2 separate regions of the Mus musculus genome follow, and region 1 is linked to region 2. A link is a loop called in an ENCODE intact Hi-C map of the cell type or tissue named here. Cell type or tissue: left cerebral cortex. All regions are shown on one strand.

What was found. Hi-C counts contacts between places; a loop is a spot of excess contacts. Peaks named below come from ENCODE experiments on the same cell type or tissue, not always from the same donor. Only the 100,000 strongest peaks of a DNase experiment are listed, where the experiment ranks them.
Region 1: it touches region 2 in a loop (9-fold over the local background); 1 of 42 quality-filtered maps calls a loop at or near these places.

Annotation. Positions count from the first base shown.
Region 1 is chr12:84,754,320-84,756,819 of GRCm38, reverse strand. Npc2 (NPC intracellular cholesterol transporter 2) reads left to right here. Exons shown (of 4, transcript NM_023409.4): 4 at 1-2,261. Among named protein-coding and RNA genes, the nearest start is that of Npc2, 18 kb to the left of the region's middle. In left cerebral cortex, a CTCF peak has its summit at 1,295 (motif pointing right); DNase peaks (open chromatin) are centred at 567, 1,348 and 1,662.
Region 2 is chr12:84,618,233-84,620,732 of GRCm38, reverse strand. No RefSeq gene overlaps it. Among named protein-coding and RNA genes, the nearest start is that of Abcd4, 2.0 kb to the right of the region's middle. In left cerebral cortex, no CTCF peak of the experiment used is centred here; no DNase peak of the experiment used is centred here.

The DNA.
Region 1 (2,500 bases), 140 kb before region 2:
TGGGACGGGGTTGCTTAGGGATGTCAGATAACTTGACCCAGGGCTATGGATCCACTGTGAAGGATGGCTTCCCAGAGTCTTCTGGCTGCCTGGGGGTGTTACCTCCCCTGTTTCTAAGTGCCTCCTGAGTCCCCAGCCCCTGGCTTATCAGTCAGATGAGTCTCCTTGGTAGCCTCTGCCCCATCGCTTCAGCAGTAGCGACTAGCTCTCCTCGGTATCCAGACTGGCTGAGGGGCAGTCTGCCGCAGAAATTTGTCTCTGAGTGGCTGTGTCTTTGTGGTTAGCTCTCGTTCTTTGGTAGTTTTCATTAAAGCCAATACTTGGTTGCAGGTGCTTGGTTTTGTTTTTTAACGGTATTTGTCTGTATCCTCTCTCTGCATGTAAGATTGAGCCTCCCCATAAATTCTAACTTGCCACTCCTGCGTGTGTGTTCAGTCTGTGGTTGCCTACTTCTTCCAGATGGCAGCCTCCTAGGTCCATAGCAGGCAGCCACCCAGTTCCGAAGCTCTAGAGAAGATGTGACTCACAGGACTCACGGGCACCGCCTCTTTCCTCGTTTTTATTTATACCAGCTAGACTTTATCCATAGAAAGTGGCCTTGTTCTGCATTGCTGTCAGTGTGCCTGAAGCAGCAACCACCACCTAGCACCACTTGAGGAGGCGTGGTGACGGGGACACTACGCGCCCTCATGGGGAAGCCTAGAAAGGAGAGGGAGGAAGAGGCTGTGGCTCTATGGAGGCAGGAGGGATGTGAGTTCCAGGCCAGTCCGAGTGGCAGCATAGTGAGATCCATTTAAATAAAGAAGTAGGCCCAAGCCGACAAGGGGCAGAAGGGTCGTGAGTTCCACACCAGCCTGGACTTAACCACTCTGCCGTCCCACCCTTCCCTGACTCAATTTCAGTTCTAGAAGGCAACAGAGGCATGAAGACTGCTGCAAGTTGGAGACCAACCCCGTCTACAAAATGAGCTCAAGGCCAGCCTGAGCTAAAGGAGACCTAGTCTCAGATGGGGAGAGAGAACATCATAGCAGATAACAGTTCCCTTTACTATATCTCAAGATGACTGACAGGTATGGTCATGGATCATAGTTTTTGGTAGGGAATGCACACGCTGTTTTTGAGATGAGGTCTGACGTATCTCAGGCTGGCTTTGAACTAGCCATGTATCGGAGAACCTTGACTTTCTGAGCCTCCTGCTTCTACCTCAAGTGCTGAGATTGCCAGTGTAGGCCCCCATTCATAAAATCCGAATAGCATAGGACTGGAGGCTTGCGGGTTTTTTTTTACCTGTGAGTTTCCCAGGCAAACCACCAGGGGGCAGCAATGGGTCAATAATGAAGTTCTTACCGGTGACCTGTTCACCCACTGTACAGAGGTCTTTTGTGTATCCTTTCACCCTGAGCCCACCCTATCTTCCCATATGAGTCAGAATCATGTGAACTCCAAAAGTAGTTACCTGCTGAGGTCGTTGCTTCCAGCTGCCCGTGGTTAAATTTTGGCTCCTCCAGTTATTCAGCTGTGAATGTGAGCTGTAAGTGATTCCATCTCTCCGTGCTTCAATTTGGATTTTCCTAATCCATTGACCAGGGACAATGGTAGCGCCATGTGAAGTGAAATGAGGCATGTAAAACACGAGTCAGGGCGTGCGGTATACACGCTGTCGGTGTGAGCCATTGTGCTAGGCTGCTCTTTTTGTCTAGAAATAGGAAAATCCGGAGGCTCAATCTCATGTGTAATGTGTCTCAGAAAAACATAGCTATCGTCTGTGTGGGAGCTTGCTGAGGGGCCAGGAGAAACTCACTTCTGTGTTTGCTGACTCCCTTTTCCCAACAGATTCTTCTTGCCTTTTTAGCTCTGCAACTAACAGCTCTCAAACCCGAAAAAATGGGGGGTGGGAGGAGGAAGCTCTGTTAGTGCCCTTGTGTCCTCATCAGAACAGGAGGTGACCCAACAGCTTAGGACTGTTTGCTTACGGGCCACTGGGAGGCTCAGTGGAGCCTGCAGTTGTGAGATAGGTAGTCTCCCATGGGAGGATTAGTTTGAAAGGTCATCCCTACAAGAAAGTTCACAGTCATTAACACAGAAGCCTTGAATCCTAAGCATACAAAGGGCCCCGTGTTTTCTACTGCCTGTCTCTGTGCAAACCTTGAGTCTTAGACCCACTCTTCCCTTACAGGAATCTGAGGCAGGTAAATCTCAAGATCCCCAATGCTATGGTCTGATCTTCATACTAATAAAAATCAAGGGGTGGAATCATTTCAGATCCTGGATGCCTGATTTTGAAGGAAGTTGTGTGTGTGTGTGTGTGTGTGTGTGTGTGTGTATGTGTGTGTGTGTGTTAAAAAACAGGGCTGGAGATGAGGCTTAAAGGATAAAAGGTCTCCCCAGAACCCACTAACAAAGCGAGATGTGGGGCTGAAGAGATGGCTCAGTGGTTAAGTACATTGGCTGCTCTTCCAGAGGACTGGGGTTCAGTTTTCAGCACCCACATGGTGGCTCA
Region 2 (2,500 bases):
GTTCAAAGGGACTGTGGAGCCTGGGCAAGATCACCCAGCTGAAAGGTTTCCAGACTGAGCTAAGGAAAAATGCAGGATACCCAGTACATTTGAAATGGAACATAAGCAATGCAGAATGTTTTAGGATAGCATGTCCCAAATACTGCGCACAGCATTGTATTGGAAGCCCTACCCACCTGGTCAGTGATGGAATATGGAGGAGTTCCAAGTCTCCTGATCCCCCGAGCTCACAGTGTTAGGACACTGGAGTTCTTTCATGGGATTGTTTGGTTTTTAATTACTATTACATGGGATGCATATACGTATGCACTCATGCTTCTGTGTGGATGTCTGTGGATGTAAACATGACACCATGCAAATGTGGAGGTTAAACAGCCGGCAGGAGCTGGTCTGCTCCTGTCATGTGGATGTTGTAAATCAAACTCGGATTCCGTGCTTGTCAGCTTTACTTGATGAGCCATGCCCCCTGCCATATTTGTTTGGTTTTTGAGATAGGATCTAACGATGTGGTCCCTGTAGCCTGGAACTCACTGGTTAGTGCAGGCTGGCCTCTAACTGGCAGTGATTTTCCTGCTTTGGCCTCCCAAGGGCTGGGACTAGGGAATTCTTTCCAAAGCAAGGAACCTACTTGCTCGGCGAATATCAGCTGAATGGCTTATTGCTGTTGTCACTTTTTGTGCTCCAGTGCCTTACAACCAATACCAATGCCAGGAAGTCCTGAGTGATTTCTACCATGAAGGCTGCAACTTTCAATTGTGTTTGTGTGTCCGTGTCTGGTAGGCAGTTCCTGGGTGTGCTATGTGTGGAGTGTATACACTAGCCAGTGTAGGTATACGTGGAGGCTCAAGCAGATGTCTTTCCTCTGCTGTTCCTTTCTTTTATTTGATTTATTATCATGTGTGTCTAGGTGTCTTACCTGCATGTATGTCTGTGTACCATATTTGCGAAGTGCCTATCCAGGCCAAAGAAGCCCTCAATACCCCTGAAACTGGAGTTATAGAGACAGTGATGAGCTTTCTTTAAGGTACTGGGTACCAAACCTAGGCCTCTGGAAGCCAATGTTCCTAACTGTTGAGCCATCTCTCCATCATGCTTTAAGTGATGTTTAATTTTCGATGTTTGTGTCTTGATGTATCTGGCTGGTGTTTGTTTGCTTGCTTGCTTAAAAATCAAATCTTAGAAAATCGTACCCTGAAGTATTAAGCTCTTCCCCCTGCAGAAATCTCGGTTACCATCCTCTCAGAGTTTTTTCTGGACCTTCTGTTTCTGTGTCCTAAGTTGGCTGTCCCTCTCTATCATTCCGAAACATTGTTTTCCATTCTGGGGAGCAGAGTGAGGGTAGAATTTTGGTCCTTCCTTCTGCTAAGGGATATTTGACAGCATGGTTTTATTGGCTGGGTTAAGGACAGCTGCTCTGCTGGCATCTTCCAGCTGCTCAGTCCTGAGACATTGCTCAGTCTCCTACAACTCACCCTACAAAGGCCAGGCCCAACAGGCGCAACAGTCATTAGTGTTGAAGTTGGGGAAGCCTATTTGCTTTGTTTGTTTGGTATCTTTGTCATGGACACGAAGCTTTGTAAAGATAACTGAGCTTGCCACTAAGCAAGTCTAAAAGGCTCTGAAAACAACTGGTAATTGTTACTTTGTTGACTTGTTGAGTGTTTGTTCCAGAGTTGACCTTAAGGATCAAGAGCTAGGAAGATACATTTAGATGCAAATGTGAAATGCCATTATTGTTTCCTTGAATCTCTCATTGGGCACTTTAGTCAGTCTATAAGCATTTCATACATTTCTCGTTTAAGGATCGCAGCACTTGGAGGCAGAGGCAGGTGGATCTCTGAGATCCTGGCTAGCCTGGTGTAGAGAGCGAGTTTCAGGACAGCCAGGGCTACACAGTGGAACACTGTTTCGGGAAGAAAAAACAAAAACAAAAACAGAATAAACCAAAAGAACCAAAACAGCTGCAATCTAAACCAAACCAAACCAGAAACCCACTATAAATCAGTAGTGTTGAAAACTGCAAATGTAAAGTGAGGATCCTCTACCCTTTTTTTTTTTTTTTCCCCTTGAGGCAGGTCTCCTGTTGTCCAGGCTAATCATGAACTCAGCGCTTTCTATGTATCTGAGGCATATCTGGAACTCTTGATCCTCCTGCTCTACTGCCTCAGGTCCAGAATTACAGGGTTGAGCTGCCATATATGTCTGGAAAACTGATTTATATGTTTATTTCTGTAGTGCTGGGGCCTTATGTATGACACGCAAGTCGTTTACCACTAAGTCACATCTACCCGACTTAAATGATCATGCTGGGGCTGGTGAGATGGCTCAGTGGGTAAGAGTACCCGACTGCTTTTCCAAAGGTCCAGAGTTCAAATCCCAGCAACCACATGGTGGCTCACAACCATCCGTAACTAGATCTGACGCCCTCTTCTGGTGTGTCTGAAGACAGCTACAGTGTACTTACATATAATAAATACATCTTTAAAAAAAAAAAAAGTCA